Regions from separate parts of the Homo sapiens genome. Here region 2 is linked to region 1. A link is an interaction called in ENCODE POLR2A ChIA-PET data of the cell type or tissue named here. Cell type or tissue: GM12878. All regions are shown on one strand. Links, peaks and the distances in the headings refer to the core of each region. The heading gives the core; the rest is flanking DNA.

Region 1 (8,592 bases), core at 3,411-8,410:
GCATTCAACTCAGTCCAGGTAACTCTCTCTCTCTTCAGGACTGGAGTCCCAACCGTTGGTTTGGGTTCTGCTTCAAAAGAGAAAGAACACAAGATTGATAATCCCATCATCTGCTTAACAGGGGTTATTTCCACCATCTGGTTTTCCAATGCTAGTCACTGACATCAAGCCAAGACTGAGAAAATTTGCCCACATCTCTGGAGGTACAACCACCCCATATTTGGGTCAGTCCTGATCTCTGATGCCTTCTTCCCCTTTCTCCACTGACCTTTCAGAGAGGTTAAATGGATTTGACAGAGAAAGCATACAGACTGTTCAAAAATGGAAGATCATCTACTAAGATTATATCCATCTCTAAGACTTTACATGTTTATGATTTCACTAACTATGCATCCCAATTTTGTGAATATATTTTTAAAGAAACATTTATATCTATATCAATTACTAAAAGCCAACATTTATTGGAGCTCTTTAATTGTATTAAAATTTATTATCCATGATAATGCAATACAACTGATACTGTTTTTAGTTTAATATGTGTAGTTAACGAACCTCAGAGGGGTTAACTTGCCTGCTGTCACACAATGGAAACCTCAATTTGAAAGTTTGCCCTAAGCCACTAAACTATGCTACTTATCCCTTCAGCACATACATGACATCCTTATTTACTCATCTAAAAGTTATGGTTAGAGTTGAGAGGTAGTGTTATAATCCAGAAAGAGCACGAGTTTTGCTTTGTAGGTCCTGTTGTTTGTGGAAAGTGTGTGTGTGTGTGTGTGTGTGTGTGTGTGTGTTTTGTTTAGTTTCCCAGTAAGACAGAGTTGGGCCTGAATTCTGACTCAATCTTTTTCTAGTTGTGTGACCCTGGAAACATTACATAATAACATCAATAATTTATTGGCTATTTTCTATATGCTAGCCATTGTGCTAAGTGCTTGGCATACTCTGTCTCGTAAAATTAAATCTTCATAAAAACCCTGAGAAGGAGACAATATTATTCATATTTTAGACAGGGTGGGATTATTGCTGAGAGAGGATAGGTCAAATAGCCAGCAAGTGAATGGCAACCCAAAATTGAGTTGGAAGGAGGTGCAGACAGAATCCCCTTGCTGGTACCAGGCTATGAAAAGGGTTAGGACTGATTTGAGAACTGGCACTCACTGCCAGATTTACAACTAACAAGGACCTCTAAGGATGGATGGACTCTGGAGCCACACTTCCTGAGTTTGAATCCTGTGTCCAGCTGTGAGGCCAAGTTTCTCTTGGTATCAGTTTCCTCACTTGTATAGGTGAAATAATGCTAACTACACCTCAAGGTGTTTTTGTGAAAAATAAATAAAATAATCATTGTAATGGGACTGAAGGTAAAAGGTAATCCATACATTACTACCATTAACTAAAGACACCATTTTAATTTTGAATAATTCTGATTCAGTGAGCTTTTATTTCCACCTAAAAATAATAAACAGGAATATTTTGTTTTTGAAGTGAAACAGTCCCTTAAAGTACCAAAAATGTCACTATCTGGGCTCATCCCTATATTTGCCACCTCTTTTAGCTGCTCTGTACACACTTTATTTTTAAATTTATTTTCTACATGGATATGCCTAATGAGGCTGAGAAATTTATTACAACAAAGGAAATAATCGTATCATAAAAGGCTTATATTTGACATTACTCAATCTCAATTATAAACATTCTCCTCATTGCCTACCGGTATGGACAGCTCCCATGCTCTCCAAAAACAGAACAGAACAGAAGGGAGAGAGGAAACAATGGGAATTGAGCAGTACTAGTCTTATGAACAGAGTGATGGCAGAAATTCTTATAGAAATTATGACTGCGATTGAGACCTTATTTTGAGAATTAACACTCACTTCTAATACTTTCAGTGATTAAGTACTTCATACTGTTTGTGAATTAAGTGTTCTAAATTCCCACTCTAAAAGTACTTAAACTATTTTTTAAAATTAAACTTCCAAGAAAGAGAATTCATAATTTACATTCTTATATTTGTTTCATTTCTTGTCCCAAGGGAATTTAAGAGTTCTAGAAATAGAAAAGACAAAATGCACTCTATAGACAAACTTGCAAATAATGCTAACCACTAGCTTGAGACTGTGCCACACATTTTAAAAAATTATAAACTCACTATAAGTGTTAATAAAAGCATGAAAATTTCACTTTTCTGTTTTTATATATGAAAGAATTACCCATTTTAATGCACTTCAAAACATTTCATTTAGTTATACTTTGAAGTCTAGAGGGAATAAACTTGAATGTTTTCATATATGAATAAAATGCTTTGTTAAACATCTTTTCATTTTAAAAAATAAGCATCGTACAGTTTGTGTCCCCTCATCAATTTACCCAGACCTTCAGGAAAGTGGTATAGGTGCAGGCCTGCTGCAGTCTCCTGTCTGGAGAGAATTAGAAGAGAACAATGCAGATGGACCCTGGCCCACAGGTGCCTTTATACTGGCTTGGCTTTGTCTATGCAGCACTGGCTGCTTTAGGTGGGATCAGTGGTTATGCAAAAGTAGGTTCTGTCCAGTCCCCTTCTGCTGGATTCTTCTTCAGTGAGTTAGCAGGCCTGGATGCTTCTCAGCCATCACGGAATCCAAAGGAACATTTGAGTTCTCCCGTTTACATCTGGGATCTTGCTAGGTATTATGCGAATAAGATTCTAACACTCTGGAACATTTACGCTTGTGGGTTTAGTTGCAGGTGCCTGCTGATAGTTTCCAAACTTGGAAGTATGTATGGTGAACAGATCCTGTCAGTTGTAGCTATGTCTCAGCTTGGACTCATGAAGAATTAAAAATCTCCCAACTTCCACTATTTTTAATATACTCTGAGAAATAAGTCTATAAATTCACATAGTCTGATATTTTACTTAAAAAAAAAATGGAACTGAACTTGGCAGGAAAAAACTCAGTCATTGTCATTACAATCTTACAGAGGTGGCAAGTATACACCACAAGAGATTACTATTGTTCAGTTTTTGCATGTTGATATTATCTCCCCTTTTTCTTTTTGAGACAAGGTCTCACTCTATTGCCCAGGCTGGGGTGCAGTGATGCCTGCAGCCTCGACCTCCTGGGCTCAAGCAATACTTCTGCCTCAGTCTCCTGAGTAACTAGGACTACAGGTGCCTGCTACCATGCCCAGTTTTTTACTGTTGTTGTTGTTCGTTTCTTTATCTTTGAAGAGACAATGTCTTGCTATATTGCCCAGGCTGGTCTTACAGCCTCAGGCAATCCTCTGGTCTTGACGTCCCAAATTGCTGAGATTACAGGGATGAGCAACCATGCCTGGCCTTTTTATCTCCTCTTTCTGTGTCTATAGGTAAAATCTCAAGGTAGAAAATAATAGATGTCAACACTGGGGAATCTGAAACCTCATGCCCTACTCAGAAGAAAAACACGAAAGAAAAAGCTCTTTGAGATTTAGGGTATCTGTTCTTTTGCTCATCTTACAGCACAGAGCTACTCTGAAATTATGTTAAATGAAATATCAATAAAAATAAAGTTTACTAAAAATAAAAAGCATCCTTAATAAACACTGTCAAAGATCAATATTTTTCATTTTGTTCAGCTATGAGTAAACATTTTCCTTCATTTTTAAAAATTAAGTTGCATTTTTGGCCATTGAAATTAAAGGGCTCCAATGTGGTAGTAAGCTAATAGCGTTAATTTCAACAAGGGGAAACCATTTAAGGAATTAAGTTAATATTGAAAAGAAAACAAATGGGCGAAAAAAAGAAGACCTAAACTGACAGTAAGGCCAACAATGATCTCATATTAGAAGAGGTGTCTTAATATCACTTCACAGATTACTGCCTGAAAATAGAGGCGGGGGAAAAAAAAGAAAAGGAAGGGGGCACTGAATAACAGCTGTCACAAACTCATAACACTGAAGAGGTGTTTTGTATTGTTAACTTAAGATGCTGCTGATCTCTCTCCCCTACCCATCATACACACACACACCCTTACCACCTCTCCACAAGTATCCTCCATTCAGGTTATTTATATCCATATGTAGTGAATTTTTTTCCCAAAAAGTTTTTTTATTTTAATTTTTTTCCCTTTAAAATCTAAAAATAAAGCAAGAAATCACCATAGTTAGAATACTAAGCAGTAACTTTTGACAAAGGACAGTAATGCATCCCTAGCACTACCAACTAAGATTTGAACTGCTCTTCTAATTCCTTTTGAATTAATTATGGATTTAAGAATTTCAGCTTGAAGAATTTGAAGATATATTCATTAAATGTTTTTGGTTTTAAATATTAACACAGAGGCAAATAAAACATCGGTATTTGAAAAAATAATTTCTATTTTATCTTTAACCATTTTAATTCTCAACAAGATTTCTCTTACTAGATATACAATGCAGATTGTGAAAAAGTGCTTCACAGAGTCCGAATAAAAAAAATTGAATATTTAAAAATCTGTTCCATGCCAAATTTAATATAAATAAAACTAATGTGAATCTCACACAAAATTCCTATAAGAGTTTTTAATAAATAGTTCCCTAAGACTCATATTTTGGTTTGATCAAACACAGAGTTTCCCAAGGACATTCTTTAACTACTAACTTATATTAAATCCATAGCTACAGGGTTTTGTTTTTAGCTTCTAGAACGGCTTCCTAGAGAAATCAGAATCTTACCTTTACATATCTTCTGGAGAGGTTTCTTGGTGCTTTGAAAACTCCTGAGGTCTATGTCAAACAGCCATTCTCTTCCTCCCAGAGTCTTAGGGGCTTGGAGAAATCCCAACACCTGCTGCTACCACTGAGTGTCCAGGCTAGGAAAGTTTCAGGGTTTTGACAGCAGGATCACTGAGCCACAGCCAAAGCTTGGGAAGCCTTAACAACTGAAAGCAAGTGTAGAGGGCAACATGGTACCCAGCACGGTGCTCAACTGTAGCAGCAGGGGGAGGAATATTCCCCGCTTTCACAAGGGTTTAGAGGCAGCCATCACAGAACCCAAGGTTCTGTCAATGGACAGGGCTAAGGAAGTGGAGACATGACCACGCAGCACAACACCCTGGGAGAAGAGGAACAATTGGCACAGAGCTCAGGTAGTGCTTGAAAAGAATCACCAAGATTCCCGCCAGAACACAAGAAGCAATGGAGAAATGCAACAAAATACATGGAGATAGGCCATTCTAGCATCCCATACATAAGCCAAAAACACGGATGAAGTGGGTATGGAGATTTAGTTCTAGAAAGAAAAGTAAGGAATACATATTATAGCATGCCTACGGCATTTATGGTTAAAAATCTAATAAGTGACATAAAATTATTATATCTTGTCATCGCAATATTTAATTTACAAATACAAAAAAAAAATCCCAGGGTGCTGATCCGCAAGGCAGCAGAAATTAAAAGGCAACATTATTGGGAATTAGATGAGAAAACGGAAAGACAGAGAGAAGGTTAAACAACTGATTTTTAAATTGATAAATAATTAAAATTGTTTTTAGTAAGTACAATATACATTTTATCAAACTTATCACTTTCTGTTATGATCAGATGAGGCAGACGGAAGAAATTCAATGAGATAAGAGAAGAATACAAAGAAGAAGCAAGTAGATAAGCAGTGCAGAGATGAGAAGAACAAAAGATGGAAAAAGAAAAAGGATAAAGAAGAGGAAGGACAGAAAATATAACTAATTTAGTTAGTTGGTGTTTCTTTTCCTTTTTTTTTTTTTTTGAGATGGAATCTCACTCTGTTGCCCAGGCTGGAAGGCTGGATTGTAGTGGCGCAATCTTGGCTCACTGCAACCTCCACCTCCCGGGTTTGAGCAATTATCCTGGCTCAGCCTCCCAAGTAGCTGGGACTACAGGCGTGCACAACCACACCCAGCTAATTTTTGTATTTTTAGTAGACAGGCCTTCACCATGCTGGCCAGGCTGTTCTCGAACTCCTGACCTCAAATGACCCACCTGCCTTGGCCTCTCAAAGTACTGGCATTACAGGCGTGAGCCACCGTGCTTGGCCAACTAATTTAGTTTTGATGCACTGTCAGATAGACTAATCACTGTCTAAGATTTTCCTGAATCTCTGCTTCATGTTATGCTTTTCAAGGAGATGATAATAGCTTGTTAACCACCATTCACAGCTCTTCAACTACTCACAAGCCTTCAAGAACTCACCTTAAGGAGCCCACTGAATATTAAATATTAAACAGCTACAAAAGAGTGCTACTAAGACAATTTTGCTTTGATGAGCTGGATAAAATCAAGTCAGAGGTTCAGTATAAACTCTGACAGGACTTTAATAATTCCTAATATGTATGAAATGAAAATGAAAATGGTCAAAATCATTTAGGAACTCTCAATTTTTCAAGACTCGAAGCAAATTAACCATGGACTTTATACTTGAAATTAGTAAAGAAGAAAAGCTATTGCCTAAAAGCAGTTATGTGTGTGTAATTCTTGACTTCGGATATCTAATTTCTTCTATTCCAAGGTATTTAGTTCTAAGGTAACTAAAATAGTAACAGTAGTCTATTTTACTTTGAGACAAATGGTTCAAACTATCCTGTGTTGGGAAAATTGATTTCTCCCCTCACCTGCAAAATATATATTCTAAGTGACACAGGAAATAAAAGCTATCAAATAGCTTGTGCAAGGTTTACTTCTGTCTGATAAGTCACTAAGAGTTAGACATTGTTATAAAATGAAGTAACTCCCACCTTATGACATGTTAAGTACTGCCTAAGCAGTTAGTATTTTAAATTTGAGGGAACTGGGATTTTATAAGAGAATGAGGAATCTAAATTTTCCTTTAAAAATACTTTTTCATCTTAGAGACAGTGCCTAAGGTTAGATTTTGACTTAAACTAAACTTAATTTTTTAAAAATATAATCATGTCAATGTGATAGGTTTGAATGCAGAAAGATTGTGTAAGCCTCTATGGCAGAATCCAAATGGAGGCTGACCTTTTTTTAAAGGTAATAATTTGACTTTAAATAAAAAATTAAAAATCAATTGCAGTTTGTATTCTGCACCTATGCTCTTAATCCCATTGGTGAAAACCAGTTTTTAACAATCTAAACAACAAAAATGAAACAAACCCCCAAAAAAGTGGAAGAGAAGTAAATAAACATTGTCAATCAGAAATTGTAGGTTTATTCACTTATGAAGCTCTTCAGATTACATTTTTGAATAAAAATTATGTTGTTATTAAAGTATCTTACATAAGATCAGATCATCTAAACAAAGGTTTTCATAACTGTTGTTAAGCATCGCAAGGGGAAAAATTTTTGATGAATGTGCTCACAGTTATATTTCCAGCACCTAGTTTGCCTAGCAACATAGTAGGTGCTCAATAAACACTTACTGTCCGGTAGTGCCACATGTGGAAAGGCACTCTTCATGAAAAAAGAAGAGTTGAGGAGAGGGGGTTGGTCAAATGAATCTGTTAAAAGTTGAAGTTAAACAAGTCTGTTCCCCCATGACTTGGCAGAACCTTTACTATGCCACTGTAAGTTCCCAAACATAGCTCTTACCGTTTTTATGGGATACCTATTAACCACAGAATAATAATTCTAAGAAAATTTGACCTACATCTCTATGATTAACTTAAAATTCTTATTTCTTCCAATTTTTAATTGGACAAAAGTAAACTATTGACATGTTTGTGTCTGATGTAAATCATAAAAGGGAAGATAATTTAAAATCCTATAATCTACTGTTGTGAAAAAAAAAAGGTGCTCAATTAGAATTGAAAGGAGGAACAACTGCTTTCATATACCACAGAGTTATTTTTAAAAATCACTGTAGGGCAAGTCAAAAACAAGAGTAGAGATTAGTGACTAAGAAGTTACATGGAAAACTATGCTCCATCTACTGAAGTACTGAACAAACTTCAATATTAGTATTTCAAGTAGTGAAGCAGAGAATAAATGAGAACTTTATGGAACATATACAGAATCACAGATCAGATCACCAATGTGAAAACCACGGTTCCTCTCTAAAACAGTTTCTAATGTACAGAATACCAAAAGCCATTTCCCATGGATGTCATCTCAGGCCTTGAGCGAGCAGGCCTACCCAAATGGTATCTTAGCAAACTGGCTCCCCAATTGCCTTATTCACTCACCAGCATCCATTAGCCAACTCCATGCTTTATCTTCCATAGATAAGATACAGCTTCTTCTTGCCATGGTGCCATGAAAAGGATCCAGAAGGTTCCCCTTAAACAACATTTCCTGAGTGACTGCTGCAGCACCAAGAGTAATGGATATGCCAGGTCAGCCACTTTTCCTTCCCAGCAATATTAGCAGCAGCAGCAGCAGCAGAAGCTGGAGCAGACCATTTAGACCCATCTCCTTGCAGGATGCTAGCCAAAGCATTCTTATTTACACCTACAGAGAGTTTGCCCGTACGTCTGCACCTTTTTCAGAGTGTCAAAACAGGTGTTTTCCTGTGATCATACTGAAAATCTGCTCCCCAAACGAGGTGATGAATACACTGTTACTATGAAATTCTAAGTTTCTAATTCTATGGAAAAACATGCTCTTAAAAGTTTACTTTATTATAAGGAAGACTTGATGAATCCTTTTTAAATTTTCATT
Region 2 (6,726 bases), core at 1-5,000, 130 kb before region 1:
ATTAAAAAATTCTCTGGGTGTAGTGGTGCATGCCTGTAGTCCCAGCTACTTGGGAGGCTGAGCTGGGAGGATTGCTTAAGCCCAGAAGGTTGAGACTGCAATTAGCCATGTTTATGCCACCGCACTCCAGCCTGGACAATAGAGGAAGACCCTGTCTCAAAAAAAAAAGAACAATTTAAAAAAAAGTTAAAAGGAGTTTTATTCATATCCTTTTGCTATTTTTCACTAAAACAACACATATTTTACTAAAACAGCATACATATTTTACTGATTTGGCAAGATGTCTTCTATAATTTCTCAACTAACAGTGATAGGTAAAGTGGAAGTTTTGTAGGACATTTTAAGATTCTGAAGATGACAAACTGACTCAACTAAATAGGGAAATGGTCTAAGAAAAAAGTAAATAATTCAGATTTTAAAAAAAATAAATTTAAAAAACAATGAATATTTACTAAACTAGAAATCTCTGAAAAGCCAATTAAAGTCTCCTATTATCTTACCACTAAAATTACTTTCCTATGTGATTAACTCATTTTTGAAAAAATGCTTTATAAATATATAACACTGTATGATACTTTACTTATTTCCTAAGTATTGAAACATTTCCTAAGTATTGAGACCAGGATTTTGCCATTATAAAAATGCTGCAATGAACATGTTTATTCAAAAATATTTTTTCAATATTCAAGTTAATTTTTAAGGATAAAGTGAGTTAGACAGTAAGTAGGGGAGTTGTATCATTGTATTCCAGAAGAGAATGTAGTTTTTATTTAATTTTATTCTAAATTATTTTGTGGTATAAAGAGATTCGGACTAGTGAGGGAGGAGGGAAATACTAGATGAGTGTCTATACAGATGGAATTACATACTCTACATATTTTGTTTTAGTCATTACACTGTAAGGTTCTTGCCATTGATCCTTGTATCTCAGAGCCTAGCATCCTGTACAGTATATAACCAGATTCTAATATGTTTAAGTTGAAATAGTACTAATTTAAGCATTCAAAATAAACCTATGATGAAACATGTTATGGAAATATACTAGTGTCACTGAAATGTTACTAGAAGTATTATTTTGATAAATACAATAAAAATATTTAAAATACATTATTTAATGGTATCATTTTCATAATGCATTCATTCTATTACTTGATCTTGAACACAGTTAAAATATTTGAAGGGGGATTCAAAGAGTTAAGCTTAGATATGCCTAAATGGTTACTTTCATATTGGGTCTAAATGGGCTAGGTGTTGTCTGTGACCATATCAAATTGAAGTAAGAACTATACAAAATTTTCAGATTGACCATATCAAATTGAAATAAGAATTATACAAAATTTTCAGAGTTAATAAAAATGTACTTGATTCTGTTTTTGAAATAGTATAAATGAAGTAACAGCAGGTCTTGTGGTGGTGGTAAATTACAAGATAGTTTCATTGCTAAACATGAAAGATAAAATTACAGATAATATAAATGAGAGAGTGTGTGTACCTGGCTACTTTGAAAGGGATGTGTAATCGAAGAATCAGGATAAAAAGTTGAAGAATAAGTGGAGTGATTTTTAAAATTGATAAAATAGCAATCATAGTTAACATGTATCAATTACTTGCTATAAACCAAGCAACTTTCTAAGCTCTTTTTATATATTAACCCAGTTCTTTCCTCCATAGTCATTAAACCAGAATGTGTGCAGGTAGGAACCAGTTATCTGGGGGATCTTTTAAAAGTATCGATACTTTTATTGAGTTTTATTTTAAAAGTATCGAAACCCCATCTCTACTAAAAATACAAAAAATTAGCCGGGCGTGGTGGCAGGCGCCTGTAGTCCCAGCTACTCGGGAGGCTGAGGCGGGAGAATGGCGTGAACCTGGGAGGCGGAACTTGGAGTGAGCCAAGATCGCGCCACTGCACTCCAGCCGGGGCCACAGAGCAAGACTGTCTCAAAAAAAAAAAAAAAAAAAAAAAAAAAAAAAATCCCCCCGACAATTCCAGTTTGCAGCAAAGTCTGGAAACCACTCAATAATGGTGCAGTATTTATATTCTCGTACTTATTTTATTAAAGTGGAAACTGAGTCAGAGAAGTAATTTGCCAAGGTCAGGGAGCTGCGACGTGATTCCAGGTGTTCTGATTTTTGAGCCGTTCCTCGACCACTGCAATGTCTCCCCAGTGCTTTAGTGACTACTTCCTGTATGAAAGCATTCATACAGGCATTCAAAAGTATGTCTCAGTGAAATAATAGATTGCTACATCACTGACCTTTAGTATCATTTCAAAGTTTAAATTCCATGAGTACCAAGGGTATGTGATGAAGTAATAGCTCTAGCAAACGATTTTGTTCTCCAAATGAAAAACGAATGACTTCTAACAGAGTCCCATTCTGTGAGCTGAGGACTCCTAGTGGGCGTTGTAATAATAACTCTTCTGAAAATAATTTTTCAGATGCATGTATATGCTGTTGTGATTAACAAAATACAGTTTCATTTAAAGTATTGCAAAAGTTACAAGGACTTTTAGTTATGCATTTTTTCAATGAAAAGATTTCCAAAATATCACTAACTGGAAAGAGCCAGATGTCTTGATATTACTCAAAAAAGGCTGTGAACTCCTGCTTTAGACAATCATCTTCAGGGCAGCCATTCTTTTTGACAAGTGGCACCCAGAACAGTTGGACCTACTGAAAATAACAGAATTGTCCTTTAGAACTCAACCAGTAACAGAACTGTATTGATTATGAATAATGCACCTATTTTTATCACAATAAATTTTAGAAAAAAAGGCATCAACCTACAAATGAGCATTTGTAACTCTTGACCAAATACCAAGTGGCAGTCAGCATAAAGTAGAACTAAATGATACAATGTGCACGTTCTTCATGTTGAAACTTTGGCATTCACTGGCTATCTGTAGAAACTGCAAAGCTTATATGTGATGCCAGGCCCCACTTCAACAAAGTTTTTAACCCACCGTTTAAGACATTCACACACACACACACACACACACCCCTCAGGAGTAATATCATGGCCTGCCTCATAGATCATATGCATAATTTCTTTCATCCCTCTGAATACAGTGCCATCACCTCTCTTGGATTGCCTGATTTCCAGTCCTAATCAGCTGACGCAGCAGTCAGGCAAATAAGATTTCTTTAATAAAAGATAGATAGTGATCTATAATGTATAATAATTTTTTTCTTACCGTTTTTTGCCCTGACACTTAAAACTATTTCAATCAGCGCTTAAAGTGTCAGACAGGGGAAGGCAAGAATTTCAGAAAACATTGGGCACAGGAGGGCAATATATGCTGATTTAGATTCTCCCTCTCAGTGTCAAAGGATAATTAGTGAGAAAGACAACAAATGCCTTCCTCGCAGTTGCAATCAGTTAAAACCAGGTAACAAATTTATACATCAATATGTTTGTAAAGATAGATACATATGCATGAATACATGAAACACGCAAAAATAATTTAGTATTCAATCTCAGATACACGAATATACTTAAGAAAGAGAAGTTTTATTAGGGCAATTTCACTTTATTTTTCCATACAGCAAAGTCAACTACTGCAGTAATAATAAAATAAGCATAAAACAAATTGCAGCCCAAGACAAAATACATAATTTTAAGCAACTACAAGCAGAAAGTAAGTTGTGATTACATAATAGTAAAACCAAGCACATTTGTCCTTTCAGCAGATGAAAGTGGTAGGGTTGCTGATAAGTGCAACATTTTTAACCAGCTGGAGTGAAGGCTGGATACACTAATTCTTTTAAACAAGTGCCCATTATCACATTTTGCATTTTTGAGTGCTTCTGAGTTGAAAATTAAAACCATGAAATTTGAACTGCGTTTTATTTTTCACCTGCTGAAAGAACAGGATCCTACAGCAATTAAAAAACAATCACATAACAACTATAGCTACAGTGTGCTGTTTGGTTTGCCTGTTTATGATTTAAATTTTGTGAAAGTCAATACTTGTTTTGAAGATTTTTTTGTGAACAATAAACCACTGAAATTGGCAGAAACTGATCTGAATAATATATGTTCTTAGTATAGTTCTTTCTCTCTTTTTTTGTTGAAGTTTTAAACATGCAGTAGTTTTGAAAAATGTAAGGAATATCTGATCCATGATTTCACCTTAATGGTAGAAGTACCTGCTATTTTTGGTAATGATCTTCAGGCAGATTTGGCCCCATGGAGTTTTTGTCAGTCATGAGGGTTTGAAAGGATGGCGTATCTTTCCAGCTGAAAAAATCCTGGCAAACTACAAGCTGTCCACAAGAAAGCAAAGCAACATGTTTGAAGGGGTATGGAGTGCTAACTCTGTGCCACTTTTGCAAGCAATTTTGCTCAGTCTGTCATTGTATTAGCCTTAACAAAACTCCTTGTAATTATAGACGTTTTTATTCAAAATAAGATCTTACTATTATACAGGTTTCTCTCTTTTGACTATATACAGAAGTGCAAAAAGTCAACCTTCTCCCTAGACGTTCCAACATGCTAAATTGCAGCATAATCAACCCTCAAGAGTTTGCACACACGCTATAATTTTCATTACGTAAACTTTGAGTATTTGGATTATCAACAAAAAGTCCCTTGTTCTATTTATTGATTATGCAGCTTATTTATAACAAGGCCTGATACTCAGGGATTTCAAAAATATTAAACAATATTTTAACATTTGAAATGGATACAGTAGAAAATAAATTTTATTCTAATATCTAGGATCTAGATCTTCTTATAATAACTAATTACAAACAAAATAAATCATCAAAATATTACTCAATTGTCTGCCAGGATTGTTGCGATAGCAACAACTTAACTTCTTACTTAGCAATGATTATATATTTATAAGATATCCATATAAAAGATCTTTGTTCTTTTAATGAAAACTAGACAAGAACTAACAATGACTGACATTCTTACACTGTAATATTAAATCAGTAAAATATAAATCATTTAGTTAACAATACGAATATTCATGTGACACTACATGTAATTCAAAACTGAGTATGTTATGAAGGAAAAACTACTTTTTTTTGTATTTTGAAAAATTCATTGGTAAAATCTAATAAAACAAGTCTATAAACTGAAATGGTATTCAATTGTTAATAGAAAATGAAAATCTAATAAATGTAGGAAATGAAAAACTACATTTTAACAAGAAAAATAAGTAATATTCTATAATGTAACTAACTACAATAACATGTGAAGTCACCATTACTTTCTTAACACGATTGAAATTACATTGGTATGGGTTCCAACCCGTAATGTAATAATCTAAGGCTTTAATAGATGTACAGTACAATCAGTAAAATCAACACATCAGTCTTATATTAGAAAGCATCTCTCTCAAGCATAAAAACTTGCAGTAAACTTGGAAGTATGGAAAGTTCTATAACTGAACTTTCACTTCTCCCATTCCATACTATAACTACCAGTGACCTGGCCCCTACTTCAGCAATTTTTAGAACTGCTGAACAGAGCAAAAATATCCTTTACTAGCTGCAACATCCAAACCTCAAAAAAAGGAATTCCTTTGGATGATTCCATTCTTAAAAACTGAATGCACATCTATTTTTTTTTTAATTTTGTAAAAGGCTTTCTAAGGCTATAAGCAGTTAATCTGAACAAAACAAAACAAAACAAAAATCACATATAAAATTCACCCATGTACTTAACCCACCCAATTACTAGGTTAATTAAACATTTCCCATTTTCATATTTTGGTTTATCATGCATCTGATGACAGTGCTGCTTTCTTCTTTGTTTAGAGTCACTATTTTGAATGTGACTGTGATGAAGCATTTAAGCAAACGTGAAACCATTTTTGCAAAGCATTTATAGTCTTTTGACTTTTGACAGAGGCTATAAATAGAAGCAAAATAATTTCCTCATTTTTTTGTTACTGTGTCTCAGAAATGGCAATCCCTTTTGAATAACATGTTATACAGTATAGTATGCATAAATATTACACTACAATGCATTAAAATAATTTTATATATATCTATTATATATATATCTCCAGTATGTGTGAGTTTATCTGTATTGAGAGAGTTTGTGTTGTGCTGTCTATTGTTACTGTAAAGTTAAATTGGCCATTTCTGAGACAGCTTTGGTTTCAAAAAAAAAAAAAAAGAATGGTGCCCTTTGACTGATTAGTACTAGCAAATATGCAACAAAATGTGGCTCTGAAAACAATAACACTGAAGAAATAATACTCTAATTTGATGTACAGTCTATGGCACTTCATGAGAATCCTTAACAACATGGTACTTAAAGCCATGATGTGCTTTAAAATATACACAGTTGTGGTTTTGCTTGGCACATTCATCTCTGTCAGATCCCTCCCTCACCACGTCTTACAATCTATTACATTAAAAATATTACTCTTAAACAAAAATGACTGTGCATGCACGCTCTCATCTATAATGGCAATTTTAAATACAAGGTGCACCTTTGTTATTTGTAAACCTTGAAAGAAATAAACTTATTTTTAAAAAATTATATCTTGGTCTACAGACGTACCAATACATAATAGAATCATGGTTACACCATAGTCTGTCTTTTCAAGATGGCATGAATATATAGGAAACTAACTAGGTATGCATCTTTGAATGCATAACTCTGTGCTAGAAAAGAAAGACAATGTTGTTCTTTTAGACAGGAATATCACCTCAGCACAAATATCAATTAAATGTACAAAGTGTATAGGCAACAGTGTGCAG

Evidence for each region. Peaks named below come from ENCODE experiments on the same cell type or tissue, not always from the same donor. Only the 100,000 strongest peaks of a DNase experiment are listed, where the experiment ranks them.
Region 2: POLR2A ChIA-PET joins it to region 1 with 6 read pairs; 2 of 35 experiments call an interaction of 5 or more read pairs at or near these places.

What each region holds. Positions count from the first base shown.
Region 1 is chr3:152,334,756-152,343,347 of GRCh38, reverse strand. All of the region lies in intron 2 of MBNL1 (muscleblind like splicing regulator 1), which reads right to left. It also overlaps the pseudogene TMEM14EP. Among named protein-coding and RNA genes, the nearest start is that of MBNL1-AS1, 69 kb to the right of the region's middle. In GM12878, for the core only: no CTCF peak of the experiment used is centred there; no DNase peak of the experiment used is centred there; H3K4me3 peaks cover 477 bases; H3K27ac peaks cover 1,190 bases.
Region 2 is chr3:152,462,550-152,469,275 of GRCh38, reverse strand. MBNL1 (muscleblind like splicing regulator 1) reads right to left here. Exons shown (of 10, transcript NM_021038.5): 10 at 3,496-6,726. Among named protein-coding and RNA genes, the nearest start is that of MBNL1-AS1, 200 kb to the right of the region's middle. In GM12878, for the core only: a CTCF peak has its summit at 2,397; no DNase peak of the experiment used is centred there.